2 separate regions of the Homo sapiens genome follow, and region 1 is linked to region 2. A link is an interaction called in ENCODE POLR2A ChIA-PET data of the cell type or tissue named here. Cell type or tissue: B cell. All regions are shown on one strand. Links, peaks and the distances in the headings refer to the core of each region. The heading gives the core; the rest is flanking DNA. Region 1 overlaps RALGPS2 (Ral GEF with PH domain and SH3 binding motif 2). Region 2 overlaps RALGPS2 (Ral GEF with PH domain and SH3 binding motif 2).

Region 1 (8,345 bases), core at 187-8,186, 50 kb after region 2:
AAAGATATCCATCTATTAGAAAATAAAACTGATAATTTTTGACTAGACCTAACCAAAATCTATAGCCATATTGTGTTCCTAGCCAGCACATTTGAGCATATCACTACTTGTTCAAAAATCATTATTGTGGTCAAGCGTGGTGGCTCATGCTGTAATCCCAGCACTTTGGGAGTCTGAGGCAAGAGGATTACTTGAGCCCAGGAGTTTGAAACAAGCCTAGGCAACAAAGTAGAGACTATGTCTCTACAAAAAAACAAAAAAATTAGCCAGGGGTGGTGGTGTGCACCCGTAGTCCCACCTACTTGGGAGGCTGAGGCAGGAGGATCACTTAAGTCTGGGAGGTCAAGGCTGCAGTGAGCTGTGATCATGCCATTGGAATCCAGTCTGGGTGAGAGAGTGAGACCCTATCTCAAAAGGAAAAAAAATCATTAATGTCATTTAACTTTTTGACAATTGTTTAACCATTTGGGTAAAAAGACAAAAATTAGATCTTACATTAAAATAAGATGAATTAAAAATGAAAAATATTTAAGCCATAAAAATACTAGAAGTAAACATAGGTGAATTTTAAAATATATTCTGACATAGGAAAGGCTATCTAGGACTCACAGTAGAAACAGAAACAAAAGAAGAGATTGATCATCTGATTAAAGGTGGCGCTGGCCAGGTGCGGTGGCTCATGCCTGTAATCCCAGCACTTTGGGAAGCCGAGGCAGGTGGATCACGAGGTCAGGAGTTCAAGACCAGCCTGGCCAAGATGGTGAAACCCCGTCTCTACTAAAAATACAAAAAAATTAGCCAGGCGTGGTGGCAGGCGCCTGTAATCCCAGCTACTCGCGAGGCTGAGGCAGAGAATTGCTTGAACCTGGGAGGCAGAGGTTGCAGTGAGCCAAGATCATGCCACCGGCACTTCAGCCTGGGCGACAGAGCAAGACTTCATCTCAAAAAGAAAAAAGGCGCAAGACAGTGAAATACATGTATTTCATCAATTCTTAGATGTGCATTTTCTTACCTTTTAAAATCTCTGAAATTAAGATGCCTCTTAAATTCGAATGCCATATTCTTATTTTTAGATGTACATAAATAGTGCATCTTGCAACTGAAGCCATTTTAGATTCAATGAAATACAGTAAGTTGGGTAACAAAAGATAAAACAAGGAAAAGTAAAACAAGAGACAAAGAGTTAATATTTTTAATACATAAAGACTTCTTACACATTAATGTGAACTAGTAGGGTGCTTCAACTGCATTGGTTAATTTCTTAAGTTAGGGATTAACTGTATTAGTCTTCATATGCTTTTTGTTTTTTAAGACAGGGGTGTCCTTCTGTTGCCCAGGCTGGAGTGCAGTGGCTCGATCATGGCCACTGCAGCCTTGACCTCCCGGACTCCAATTCTCCAGCCTCAGCCTCCTGAGTAGCTGGGACTACAGGCACACACCACCATACCTGGCTAATTTTTTGCATTTTTTTGTAGAGACAGGGTTTCACCACATTGCCCAGGCTGGGTCTTAAACTCCTGGGCTCAAGCAATCCGCCCACCTTGGCCTCCCAAAGTGCTGAGATTACAGGTGTGAGCCACCGCACCTGACTCTATACACTTTTTTGTATAACTATTTCATTAAAAGACTTAAAAGATTGAGCAAAAAGAATGGGTAGGATGTGAAGAGAAAATTGGAGAAAGTAGTATAATATCACACATATGAAAACAGTACTTTCATTGAAAACGTTTAAAATGCAAATTAAGGCTGGGTGTAGTGGCTCACATCTTTAATCCCAGCACTTTTGGGAGGCCGAGGTGGCTGGATCACTTGAGGTCAGGAGTTCAAGACCAGCCTGGCCAACATGGTGAAGCTCTGACTCTACTGAAAATACAAGAATTAGCCAGGCATGGTGGTAGGCACCTGTAATCTCAGCTACTTGAGAAGCTGAGGCAGGAGAATCTTGAACCCAGGAGGCGGAGGCTGCAGTGAGCCGAGATCACCACTGCACTCCAGGCTGGGCGACACAGTGAGACTCTGTCTCAGAAAAAAAAAAAAAAAACAACCCACAAATTAAAACACAGAGCACTTATTACATAACACATCAACATATATACGTTTTTAAAGCTAACTGCCAAGTGATTAAGGGCATAGAGAAACAAACATGTACACCATAAGCGAGTATGCAAACATACTTAACCTCCAAATAACTCCCTTTTTAGGAATTCATCAAAAGGAAATTATGTAAGTACAGGAAGAGCTATAAAAAAAGATGTTAACTCTATCACTGTTATACTATCTAAAAGAAACAACCTAAATGCTCAAGAGTTTAAATAATGATACATTCACACAATACAATGCTACCATTAAAAATGATAGTAGAAACTATCTTTGAATGCAATACAATTATCCCCAGAAATATACAAATACTTTTAAATAAGTACAATAATTTTTTTGCTTATTTTTATTTTTTATGGTTTCATTTTTTACTTTTGAGATACATGTACAAATATAATGTACATATATCTAAGGTATTCTGTGTGATGAATTTTACAATGTAGACACCCATGTAACCACCAATCAAATATGGTGAAATCCCATCACTAAAAAAAAAAAAAAAAAAAAAGAATACAAAAATTAGCTGGGCATGGTGGCACGTGCCTGTAATCCCAGCTACTTGGGAGGCTGAGGCAGGAGAACTGCTTGAAGCAGGACCTGGGAGGCAGAGGTTGCAGTGAGCTGAGATCACGCCACTGCACTCCAGCCTGGGCTACAGCATCAAAAAAAAAAAAAAAAGAAAAGAAAAAGAAAATATAGACATTTCTAGCACTCTAGAAGGTCCCTCTTTGTTGTTCCTCTTACCTTTCCAGCCCCAACTCCTAAACACCATGCTCATGCTTCTATCACCATACATGAGTTTGACCTTGCCCTAAACTTTATGTAAATGAAGTCATGGAGTATGACTTCATGGAGTACGTACTCTTTTGTGTCTGGTTTCTTTTGCTCACCATTTTATCTGTGATAGTCACCCATGTTTGCTGAGTATAGCTATAGTTCATTCTTTTCCAGTACTGTACAGTGTTATACTATAAGGCTATACCACAAATTATTTATCCCCTTTTTTTGTTGTTGTTGACAGACATTTGGGTTGTTTCCAGCTGGAAGTGATCACGAAGCTGCTATGGACATGCCCTGTTTGCTATGGTTTTGGCGGTTTCATAACTTATTTTTATTTTATTGCCTCTTAATATCATTTTAACTACTTCTATTATAAAATAAAAAAGATCAAACAACCAGAAAATAATAAAGAAAAAAAGATCTGCTATCCCACCACACAAACTACTCAACATTTTTAACATTTATAGTTCACATAACTGAGATCTTGCTATACATGCTATCCTTTTTCTAAATCAACACCTTTAGTTATTTTTTCCCTTTTTTCTCTCCCTCTCCCTATTTTAGACCAACAAGAAAACAAACATTTACATTTAGTGTGCAACATTTTCCACCTTACAGAATCATCGAAACACATACAGACATAAAGGTTTCGGAGTTGTTTGCTTCATACAAATACTTGGTATATCCCTCTGCATCTTGCTCTTCTCAAATATTATGGCAACACTGTCACATCACTGATTATTTTTCCTATCTTTAACAGCTTTACTGAGATATAATTCACATACCATACAATTCACCCATTTAAAATGTACAAGTCAATGGTTTATAGCATATTCACAGAGGTACAACCATCAACACGGTCAATTTTAGAACATTTTCATCATCTCAGAAAGAAATCCATACCCTTTAGCTACCACCCCCTTACCCCTGCTACTGGCCTAAGCCACTTATCTGTTTTCTACCTCTATCTGCTGTTCTAGGAGAGGAACTGCTGGGTCGTATGGTAATGCTACGTTAAATTATTTGAAGAAGTGCCACATGGTCTTCCAAAGAAGCCACATCCATTTACATTCCCACAAGTGTATGAGGATCCCAATTTCTTAACATCCTTGCCTACACTTATTATCTAACTTTTTCATTCAAGTCATCCTAGTGGTGTGAAGCGGTATCTCACTGCGGTTTTGATTTCATTTTCCTGATAGCTAATAATGTCGAGCATGTTTTCATGTGCTTATTGGCCACTTGTTTATCTTTGAGAAATTTCTATTCAGCTCCTTTGCCTGTTTTTAAATTGAGTTGTCTTTTTATTATTGAGTTATAGGAGTGTTTATACATTCTGACTACAAGTTTCTTGTTAGATATGACTTGCAAATATTTTCTCCAATTCTGTGTATTGTCTTTTCACATTCTTGATGGCATCCTTTGAAGCACAAAAAATTTAATTTTTAAGTTCAATTTACCTCTTGCTTGTTTTGTTGCTCCTGCTTTTGGTGTCACTTTGTGTCATACGTAAGAATCCTTTACCTATTCCAAGGTCATAAAGATTTACCCCTATGTTTTCTTCTAATGTACATGTCCTCTGATGCACACATATACTGATTTCTATCAGGTCTATCCCCAGACATGAAACTGGTGGATCACAGAGCATATACAGATACAGTTTTAGGCAAATGCTGCCAAAGAATTTTCCAAAGTGGCTGTACCAATTTTCAAACCCACTTGAAATGTATAAGGGTTCCAAATGCTCTACATTCTTGCCAACACTTTGTATTTCAGATTTTTTAACTAACACCATTCTGGTGGGTATGCAGTGGCATCACATTGTAGTTTTAATTTGCGGTTTTCTAAAAATTATGTATCAGTACTTTTTAACCTTGGCCATCTGAACAATTCATTTTCTGAATACCTGTTCTAGTCTTTTGTCCATTTGTTTTAAAACTGGGTTGCCTGATTCTTTTGCATTGGTTTGCATACTTTTAAATATACTCTATATATAAGTCCTCTGACAGATATAAGTATTGCAAACACCTTTTCCAGTGTGTTACTTGCCTTTTCCTTCTCTTAATAGTATTGTTTAATGAGTAGATGTTCTTATTTAATGAAATACAGTCTTTTCTTTTCTGGTTAGTACTTTTTGCATCCTGGTTTAAAAAGCCTTTGCCTCCAACAGGGTCATACAGATATTTTTCCATGTTTTGTTTTAGAAACTTTCATATTAAATCTATAGTTCCTTCAAGGAACAAAGAATCCCTACGTTACAGAATTATTTCTGATAATGGGGGAAAAAAAAGAAAGCTTTACAACTGATTTCATGAAGTCAGCGAAACTTTGAATTCAAAATATACCCATGTAAACCTCACTGATAAATGTAGATCTTAAAGAACTCTAAGACACCAGCAAGTCAAATTCAGCCGTGTGGGTGAAAAAATGCACCACAGCTAAATAGGGTTTAACTCAGGAATGCAAAGATGGTTCAACAGGAGATAATCTATTAATGTAATACATCCTATTAACAGATTAATGGAAAAGATGATCTCTACCTGCAAAGAAAAAGCACTTGATGAATTCAACATTTTATGTTTAAAAAAAAAAAAAAACTTAGAAAACTAGTATGACAAAGCATTTCTTAATCATATCTACCAAAAGTCTTAAGTTATTTATCAAAACCAATAGTAAGGCATTATAATTAATGATGAAATATTAAAGGTACTCCTATTAAAATCAGGAACATGGCCGAGTGTGGTGGCTCACGCCTGTAATCCCAGCACTTTGGGAGGCCAAGATGGGCAGATCACGAGGTCAGGAGATCTGAGACCATCCTGGCTAACATGGTGAAACCCTGTCTCTACTAAAAAAACAAAAAATTAGCCGGATGTGGTGGCACGCAACTGTAGTCCCAGCTACTTGGGAGGCTGAGGCAGGAGAACCACCTGAACCCAGGAGATGGAAGTTGCAGTGAGCCGAGATCGCGCCACTGCACTCCAGCCTAGGCGACAGAGTGAGACTCTGTCTCAAATAAATAAATAAATAAATAAAATAAATCAGGAACATAAAATTCAGAACCATGTATCTCAAGTGAGCCCTTACTGCTGCCTGGCAATCATACTCTCCCTCTTCTATTCACTTTTTTACTCTTTGACAAGTGACTATGTCATGTATTATTCCTTCTCAAACCTCTAATACATATTCCCATTCTTCCTTACTCTCAGATGATGAGCTTGGCCTCTATACACAAAGGTAAATTGAAACACTCATGAGAACGTTCTCAAGCTACCACCATCATGTGTCTATCCATATACTTTGTCTTCTCTCCTATTTCTATAGTAACTCTCCCTACTCCTGGTGAAGCAAAGGCTAATCCTTCTGCTTGTATAAGATCAGGTGTCAGCAAACCACAGTCCCACACTGCTTATGCTTGATTTCACTAGACAACAGCAAAGCTGAGTAGCAGTAATGGATTGTATTGCCCAAAATGCCTAAAATACTACCTAACCTTCAAAGAAAAAGTCTGCTGACCTCTAAACTAGATCATATCTCCTCTCCATATAATCATGGACACTGCTGGTTGAAAGCGCCCACTAAATTCAGTGTAGAAGAAATAAAGTAAAGTCAATACAAGATACATAAAATATCAGGGACATAGCAGATATACTGAAGACAAAAGATCGTAGGGCCAGGTCACATATGAAGGATGAAGATTTTGAATGGCATAAGACTTTTCAACAACCACTTCAAACTAGAAAATCAGGCCAGGCACAGTGGCTCACACCTGTAATCCCAGCACTCTGAGAGGCCGAGGTAGGCGGATCACTTGAGGTCAGGAGTTTGAGACTGGTCTGGCCAACATGGTGAAACACCATCTCTACCAAAAATACAAAAATTAGCTGGGTGTGGTGGCGCATGCTTGTAATCCCAGCTACTTAGGAGGCTGAGGCAGGAGGATCACTTGAACCCAGGAGGTGGAGGGTGCACTGAGCCAAGATCATATCACTGCTCTCCAGCCTGGGGGACAGAGGAGACTCTGTCTCAAAAAAAAAAAAAAAAAAAAAAAAAAAAACCAAAACAACTAGAAAAGTATAATCATCTGCTAAATTTGAAGATGATTTTTACCTTGGAATTCTATACCTATCCCTGCCATATTATCAACCAGGTGTCAAGGTAGAAGGAAAATATTTTCAGCAATACACACATCTCACAAATTTTACCTCTTCATATACTCTTTCTTGAAAGTTACCAAAGGATGCATTTCACCAAAACAAAGGAGTAAATCAAGAAAGCGGAGGATATGGATCCAGAGATCACAGGAAAATGGCAAAAAGAATTCTCAGAATCAGCCAGGCGCAGTGGCTCACGCCTATAATCCCAGCACTCTGGGAGCCTGAGGTGGGCGAATCACTTGAGGTTGGGTCGAGACCAGCCTGACCAACATGGAGAAACCCCGTCTCTCCTAAAAATACAAAATTAGCTGGGTGTGGTGGCACATGCCTGTAATCCCAGCTACTTGGGAGGCTGAGGCAGGAGAATCGCTTAAACCCGGGAAGCAGAGGTTGTGGTGAGCCGAGATCACGCCATTGCACTCCAGCCTGGGCAACAAGAGCAAAACTCTTGTCTCAAAAAAAAAAACAAAAAAAAAAACAGAATTCTCAGAATCATGATGAAGGGAAGTCACAATTATAGCTACACAGCATAAGTGGAAGGCAAAAGTGCAGATTTGAGCAAGAAGATAGTTCAAGAAGAATTTTCATTTTTTTTTTTTAAAACTGAAGGGTCAATTACCTGATGTTTGATGATATTGGGACAGTTTGTAGAAAAAAAAATTAGAGACAAATAGGAAACTAAGAAATAAAAAGAAATCAACTCCAAGAAATATAATCATAGTACACTGTAAGGTTCCACTGTAAACATATTTACAAACTCATAATAATGTAAACAACGAATGCTGATTTAATCAAAAGCATGACTATATTGGGAAGACATGGGAAAGAAATTTCAAGGTGGCATAAGAATCCTAAAGCATAGACTCATCTACCACAGAAGAAAGCCAACAGACAACAGCTAAAATTGAAAAACAGGAAAACTGAAAAACAGGGCCAGGCATGGTGGCTCACACCTGTAATCTCAGCACTTAGGGAGGCCAGGGAGAACGGGTGGATCACTTGAGGTCAGGAGTTCACAGCCTGGCCAACATGGTGAAAACCCGTCTCTACTACAAATACAAAAATTAGTCAGGCATGGTGGCACATGCCTGTAACCCCAGCTACCTGGGAAGCTGAGGCAGGAGAATCAGTTGAACCCAAGAGGTGGAGGCTGCAATGAGCCAAGATCGCACCACTGCACTTCAGCCTGGGCGATAGAGCAATACTCTGTCTCAAAAAATAAATAAATAAATAATAAAACTGAAAAACAAACAGTAAAAGTATATAATTTTTAAATATGTAAATAAATAGAAGAAACACCTATGGTTGCTC
Region 2 (8,345 bases), core at 176-8,175:
CTTTGCCTGGAATACTATTTCCCCAAACACTCATATGGCTTGCTCTCTCACTCACCTCCTTTAGGCCTTAATGCAGATGTCATCTTCTCAGTAAGGTCTTCCTGATCATCCTATCTAAAGTTGCAACTCCCACTACCCTCACACTTCCTATTCTCTTCTCTCTGCTTTATGTTTTTCATGACACTCTATAGCTAACCTCACCCAAATATCAGATCCATGAGGGCAGGAATTTTAGTGTTGGCTTACTGCTATACCTTCAGCAACTAAACTAGATGTTTTAAATTGCATAAAATAGGCATACAATAGGCATCCAGTAAATATTTGTTGAATCACAACACAAATGTAAAATTGCAATTGACGAGTCCAGTGAAAAAGTATAGAGTGCTAGGTGACCCTGTAGAAAGACAAAAAAAGCTTACCTGAGAAAGTCAAACTAGAGCTGAGAACTGAAAGATGAGTAGAAGTTAATTAGGATGTGCACAGGCTCAGTGGTGAGAGGGGCTAAAGGAAGGCTAGTATATCTTAGACCAGAAAGACAGGAAAGATGTAAGATGGGGTTGCAGAAGGTAGAAAAAGGTAAAACTGTGAAGAGATCTGTAGACCATATTAAGATGGTTCTTTATCCTCAGAGCAACAGGAAGCCAATGAAGTGTTTTAAGCAGAGCGATCACATGAACAGATCCAACAGATGTTGAAAAGATTACCATGGCTACTGGGTAAAAAAGCATTTAGAGGGGTCAAAGTAAATGCAGGTAGATGAAGTAAGAGGTCACTGCAATAATTCACTTGAGAGAAGACAGTATTTTACATTGGGGTGTTGGGAGTAGAGATAGACTGGATAGATAAGGTACTTAGGAGGTTAAAAAAATCAAAGGGATTAGATAAATGGAGTAAAGGTCAAGGGAATTTTAAGGTTTATTTCTAAGTTTCACAAAGTACTATCAGATGCCCCAAGGGAATAAAAATTTCCCATAGATGTGAAGTCTATGTCTTCAAGTAGTATTATCTGGATCTTCAATATCCAAGCTCCTAGCCACCAATGGCTACTAAGCACTTGAAATATAGCTACTCCAAATAAAGATGTACTGCAATTGTTGTATATGTTGGATTTGAAGGCTTAGCGGAGAAAAAAGAATGTAAGATATCTCAATAATTTTTTACACTGATTACAAGTTGAAACGATAATATTTTGTATGTAGCAGGTTACATAAAATCATTAAAATCAATTTCATCTTTCTTTTTACCTTATAATGTGGCTACCAGAAAACAAAGTTATATAAATGGCTTATACTATATTTCTGCTAGACAGCACTGATCTCATATAAAGCAGCAATACAACTGTTGCAGTTCATTCAAAAGGAAAAAATACACCTAAGAAGAAGACAGGTGAATTTTAGGTCAAAAACGTAATTTGCATAAAGAATTTCATTTTTTTGATTTTTTTTTTCAGGGAGGAGAAGAAATAAGTATTTCTGGTTTTTTCTTTTTGCCATTTAAATACAAAAGCCATTTTCTTCTTGTGCTTTATTTATAGAATACATTGTTCTTCTTCTATTGCTAATCCAATGGTTCTACTTAGAGAGCCCTCTGAGGTATGGGGGAAAAGTTAGGAAAACACAGAATTGTGGAAATGATGGGAACTGACGATCATTTCGGCCCACCCCTTCATTTATAGGTATCGAATTTGAGATACTAAGACAGGAAGTAACTTACTTGAAAATCACAGGACTAATACTACCTACATCATGTAGGACATAAATGGAAACTCATAGTCATTACAGTGTTCAGGGCCACTACAGACTTGTATATAGCACAATGAATACACTATATTTTGTTCCCGAAAGAACTAAAATTGTATCTATTTTGTAGTATTGAATTTCAGGATTATCAATGACTTTGTTTTGGAATACAAAATCACATTGATATACTAGATGAGAGGTTAAAAAAAATCAGATTTTAGAGTCTGAAACCCAGTTCCACCACTTAGTTGTGTACCAAAGACAATTGTCACTGTTTCCTCATCAGTAAAACAGAGATACTATCATACTCAGGATGTTAAAATGATAGGAACACTATACACACACACACCCCCATGCTTATAGTGGATAGATGCATAACGCCAGTCCCTTTGTTTTCATTAGAAACAAATGATGTGTTTCTTGATCCTTTCTCTCCTCTCCAAAATGTCAACGCAGTCATATTATTAAGTCATAAAATAAAGATATAAGGGAAAAGATTACTAGAGTTAGTGGTGAAACCCAGTTTCAAATTTCCATCTTCCCATTAAAAAGCTTCAAAGCAATAGGTAAATCATTCAACTTCCCTAAGTCTATTTCCTCCAGTAAGTAATGCAGCCAAATCAATCAAAATGATTCAAATACAGCTGACCTGTAAACAACACATGGGTCTACTTATACACGGATTTTCTTCCACCTCTACCACCCTTGAGATAGCAGAACAAATCTCCCTTCTTCCTCAGTCTACTCGATGTGAGGCTAATGAGGATAAAGACCTTTATGATGATCCGCTTCCCCTGAATGAATAGTAAATATTGTTTCTCTTCCTTATGATTTTCTTAGTAACATTTTTTCTCTAGTTTATTGTAAGAACCGAGTACAAAATACATATAACATACAAAATATGTGTTAGTTGATTGTTTATGTTACCAGTAAGGCTTTTGGTCAACATCAGGCTATTTGAAGTTAAGTTTGCAGGGAATCAAAAGTTATAGAAAGAGTTTTCACTGAGCAAGTGTCAATGCTCCTAACCTCCGCTTTGTTCAGATGTCAAGTATAGTCCTATCTATGACTCAATAATGTATTGCTATGAATGCCACGTGGGTTTCTGAGGCCCAAACAGTATGTAGATAAGTTACAACACAAGCTTCAAACATTTTAAAATTAATATGAAGTATAATTTGACATTTCTAAAACACTTAATTTGAGATTGATCGTTTTCTATATTTAAAAGGAACATTCTCAAAACTACTTACATCTGGTTGAATAGCTTTAAATACTGGAACATCCATTAATGTTATCTGACCCTGAAATATAAAGTAAAAATGACAATTTCTTCTTTGGAATTCTATACCATAACATGTAACCTAAATTAAAATTATATTCTATACTAAAATATTACCAAATACTCAATTTTATAAGGGCTTATGGAAAACAAAATTTAGCCCCTGTACCATTAAATAGAATTATTTCTAATGATCTCATGTCTATTTATATTTTCTTGGAAGATAAATTGTGTAAAGTTAAAAAATAAAAATAATTTTAAAAATTTGGACAGTCACATTAAATTATAATCAAAAAATAAAAACCAGATTTATTAGTTCACATAGCAGTGTTCTTGTTATGATGATTACAGCTCCTCAAACAGTGGTATAAAATCAGATATTACTAAAAAGGTTTTCTTCCTAACTTATAAAAAAATAATGAAACTACACTAAAGCCAACATTATATCTAAGAGCTTTATATGCTATGGACCTATCCCACTTATGGCTATAGATATAAGACAAAAGTCAACACTATCAAGGAATAATATGCTATGACCAAGCACAGTTTATCTCTGGAATGCAGGAATGGTTTAACATTAGGAAATCAATATATTCTGTTAACAAATTAAAGGAGAATGAGAAAACAAATAAATTTATATTAAGAAATAAATGTTTTTCTAGATACCTTTCATCTAATAACACCTTCATATTTCATTTTTCAATTTTTTAATTAAAAAAACCAGTGAAAATGTTTCTTAGATATGTCAACAAAATACAGTTGGCTTAGAGAAATGGTATAGAGGGATGACAGCAATTACCATAATGGTAAATACATATTGCTACTTACCAAATTGAAGTGTAACTTATAAAGTTGCCCTAAAAAAAAATGTACAGCTTTTCTTACTTTTCCCACTTCATCCCTCTGTTTGCTCCACAGCTGTACTATTTTCCCCAATAATTCCCATATCCAGGTTTCTAAAAGCTGTCTCTTTTGCTGGACCTACAAATTCTAACTCAATAGCACCAATATGTAAATTATGTGCAAAACCGGAGAAGACAGAGGTAGGAGGCTTACCGCATATTCTTCTGGTGTAACCTTAAGAACATCGAATACCACAGCATCAAAGCTTTTCTTCAATTCAGAGCCTTTGTCACTTAAGGATTCAGAGCTGCTACTTTTCTGTTAAAGTGAAAGAAAATGCAGCCTTTTACATACTGTCTCACAATCAAGTGATAGAAACTAGATTGGCCTTAAAAACTGAGAAAACAAAACAGTAGGTTAACAAATGCTGCAGAAAAGCTGAGCACAACATGCTGCTTAGTTGTTAGAGTACCAGATAAAGGGTCAGACAACTTGAAATCTAAAACTGTGACTTTAAATTTTTAGGTTCTTGAATGAGTCATTTTCTTGTGTGTCAGTTTCCTCATCCTGACAACCTATCATTTCCTATAGAAATAAATGATTTTAACTAGTTCAATGATTCTCAAATAAGGTAAAGGGAAGTCAGGGGAGAAGGCTATACACTTACTTACAATTTTTTAAACTAATTTTTATTAAGAAAAAGACAAACTAGCTTTATAACAAGTTATCAGAAAATATTCAGAATGCTGTTAATTAAAGAGTTACATATAATCCATTCTTAGTTATGTGATCTGTTTGTGATAGTACAATTAATACTATTCTTCCTATTATATTACAAATTTAAGTTTTCCCTGCTTAAAAATTACTGTTTCAAGTTTGAATATGTTGTGGCTATACATAGAATGAAAGGTGGATTTTGGCCCTGAAAATCTTATTACTGTTAAAAATTTTCCACTTCGTCTGTGCCATGACATAATAATATATTCTGTATCAGCTGGCTAAATTCAGAGGAACATCAATATGAGAATATTTAGATCAGGCTCTATTAAATGGTGGTAGGATATGAGGCTACAGATAACAGCAAAAAAATTAATCAAAGTTTCAATTAGCACAGTACACACAGATCAACCCACCAGCTATTATGTATTAGTTTTAAGCACTTGTCATTATGCCTCATTTTTGCTTTTCCTCCCTTTTAGTAGCAGCTAAATACGAAGTATCGAGCCACGATCATTACAAAGAAAGGGATCTGTCCTTAACTTTAAAAAATTCTCAACTATTATTACTTCAAATATTTCTTCTGCTTCTTTCTCTTGTCTTTCTGGTGTTCCCATTATGCATATGCTACACCTTTTGTCACTGTCCTACAGTCCTGGGCTATTCTGGATTTTTTTTTTCATTCTATTTTCTCTTTGCATTTCAGTTTGGGAAGTTTTACTGACAAGTCTTCCAGTTCACTGATTCTTTCCTTGGCTGTCTATTGGTCACCAGTCTACTGGTACTGGTTAGCTCACCAAAGGCATTCTTCGTTTTTGTCACAGTGCTTTTGAATCCTAGCATTTCTTTTCAATTCTTAATAGTTTTAATATCCCTGCCTATATTATCCATTTGTTCTCGCATGCTGTACGCTTTTTTTCATTAGAGACTTTGGCATATTAATGACAGTTAATTTTAACTCCCAGTCTGATAATTGTGAAATCTCTGCCTCATGAGTGTGGTTCTGTTGCTTGATGTATCTCTTCAAATTGTGTTTTTTCCTTGCCTTTTAGCATGGCTTGTAATTTTTTGTTGAAAGCTAGAAATGGTATATTGGGTAATAGGAACTCAGGTTGAATAGGCCTTTACTGTAAGGGTTTATTTTTATCATGCTAGGCATTATGCTGTGCTTATAATTTGGTGTTGTTATAGGTGTCTGAGTCTTCAATTTCCTCTAGTATCATTTTTTTATCCTCTGTTGTCTTTGGTTTTCCCTAGAAATCTCTTCTTACAGTCTGAGCCTTGCAGTTCTTTCAGCTGAAATCTTAGTATTATACAGGAGCCCTGCTGATGTGGTGGGGGAAGGCAGGGTGTGTGTGTGTATTTGAGGGGTTGCTGGGGGGGAGTGCCCTATAGTCCTAAGATTAGGTTTCAGTCTTTCACTGAGTGTGTCCCCAGGCTATGACCTTCACAAATGCTTCTCTGTCCCCCTGGCTCTGCTTAGGTGAGACAGGAAGTCTAGAGGGGCTTCAAGTTGAGGATTTTTCCTCTCCCAAGTAGGTTAGGCTCTGGTGAAGTAGTTTCCCTTGAGGGCAGGTGGAGAACAGAATGCTCTGGGCATATTTCAATATGGTTACTTTCTATCTGGGTGTATTTCAAAATGGCTGCTTCTTTCCTCCTCCTGCTAGAAGCAGAAGTGAATTTTTCTCTGTCTTTACTGTGAAAAACTGGTGGGCATCCTAGAGGTAATAAAAATCACAAAAGCAGAGGGTGAGAAGAATCTAAGACTGGACACCCAAGGAGTTTTTAACTTTCAAGCTAGTCCACACACTGTCTCCAGCAGTTCATCAATTAGGGTTTACGTGGCTCCACTGACTTCTGCTCCCGTAAGCTGTGATTCTCTATTTGCCTCTCTCTCCAGGTTTCAGGGCATCACTGTTAAATGTGCTCTGTTATAGCAATTCTCTGATAAAGCTAAGAGGAGTTATTGATTTTCAGTTTGTTTAGCTTTTTTCCTATTGTGAGGACAGGAGTGATGAATTCTAAGCTCTTTACAAATCTGAGCAGAAACCTGAATTCCAGTGAATGAATCCAAGCAGAAACCTCAAGTCTCATAAACAAAATGGAGTTTTATTTCTTGTGTTTAATCTCTGTAACTATGACTAGTTTATAGTATGTCAACAATATTATTTTACATCCCAAAACTAATAAAACATTTTTTTCATAATGTTAAGTATTCAAATAGACATCAGTTAAACAGTATACACTAATCCAATAGCTGTCCAAATAACCAGATGCATTCTGTCAGGTGAACACATGAATCATAAACATAAATCAGTAATTTTCTCCAAGTTTTTAACTCATCCAAGTTAGTAAACCATCATGACAATTTTATTGCTTATCAAAAAGAATAAACACTTCTCTTTTTTCCTTCTTAATGGCCATTAGAGGCTTAAAAATTACTAGTGTGCATTTTGACATGCTTCCCTAATACCAGTAATAAATTGGTAATGATAAGACACTAAGCAATAATGTTCACCAGGAGAATAGCAATAATTCATTCAAGGCATGACTCAAAAACTTCTAAATGTCTTCTAAATGTCTGAAAACAAGTTCACTGTAATTCTCCTACTGACGGAAACTTCAAACACGAGTTAAATATAAAAGGATAAAGTATTTTATCCATTCTGTAAGCTTATCACTTCTATAAGAAATTTGTACTTTGATGTTACTAGACCTATAATTTGAGAGAAGGTGGAAAATACAGATTTTTAATTTTATTTTCTTGCCACAATAAATGGACAATTTAAAGGGCAGACTTTTTTCACTCTTACTTTATAACTGCTAATTATACTACTCTGAAGCCTGATGTAATTAATTCACTTTTGGTAAAGTCAACAGAATTGTTTGTACAAGTGAAATGATCTATTTTATTTAACAAATATTTGTATTCTGCTTCCTATGATACTAGAACAGGTATTTCTGGATATATAGTTAAAAATATACACATACATATATATATATATAACATATTCAAGAAATATGGTTATAAATATACAAAGAAAACAAACATATATTACAAACATATATATAAACATAATCTTATGGTTGTAAATATAAAAAAGCTATGCATACATTTACGGAGAAAATTACAGAAAGAGATTTTTCTAAGTGACAGTTTTAAAAATAGGAAAGCTCCCATCTGTTTAAGGGATTAGGAGAGGCTTTATTAAAAGCATAGCATTTGAAATATGTTTGAAAGACAAAACTTTTTGTGTGTGCAGTGATGGGGAGGGGACACACCAGAATGGGAAGAAAAATTCCAGCTAGAAACATTGGTATAGGCAAAGTTATGACAGAAGAAGGAAAATGTAATAGTTTATACAGACAACAGCAAATGTAGTATTCTCTCATTAGACTGTTAAGTTTCAAGTAGAGGATTAGTAGGGGTTAAATCCAAAAATTTGGGGCCATTTTGAAGAAAGTCTTGAATAAAAGGCTCAGTGGGCATTTAAATTTAATTAGTAGGCAATGAGGAACCACAGACAGTTTTGAGAAAAGATAAAGTTTAAGAGCTGTATTTTAAGAATATTAAACTTAAATTTCAGTTGAAGGATCAGAAACAACAGAAAATATAAGTGCAACACCCAACTAAAAGGTCATGGCACTAATCTAGACAAGAAATAATAAACGACCAAACTAACATGGTAGTACAGTAATAGAAATAAGGAGAAAAGTACTGGATCCCAGAGATAAAGCACAGTGGACAGGCTCTAAGATAGCTG

What was found. ChIA-PET counts read pairs that join two places held together with the same protein. Peaks named below come from ENCODE experiments on the same cell type or tissue, not always from the same donor. Only the 100,000 strongest peaks of a DNase experiment are listed, where the experiment ranks them.
Region 1: POLR2A ChIA-PET joins it to region 2 with 10 read pairs; 7 of 35 experiments call an interaction of 5 or more read pairs at or near these places.

What each region holds. Positions count from the first base shown.
Region 1 is chr1:178,729,862-178,738,206 of GRCh38, reverse strand. All of the region lies in intron 1 of RALGPS2 (Ral GEF with PH domain and SH3 binding motif 2), which reads right to left. Among named protein-coding and RNA genes, the nearest start is that of RALGPS2-AS1, 7.8 kb to the right of the region's middle. In B cell, for the core only: a CTCF peak has its summit at 4,047; no DNase peak of the experiment used is centred there; H3K4me3 peaks cover 1,541 bases; H3K27ac peaks cover 6,348 bases.
Region 2 is chr1:178,780,255-178,788,599 of GRCh38, reverse strand. RALGPS2 (Ral GEF with PH domain and SH3 binding motif 2) reads right to left here. Exons shown (of 20, transcript NM_152663.5): 3 at 4,078-4,182; 4 at 2,993-3,043. Among named protein-coding and RNA genes, the nearest start is that of RALGPS2-AS1, 58 kb to the right of the region's middle. In B cell, for the core only: no CTCF peak of the experiment used is centred there; no DNase peak of the experiment used is centred there; H3K27ac peaks cover 7,131 bases.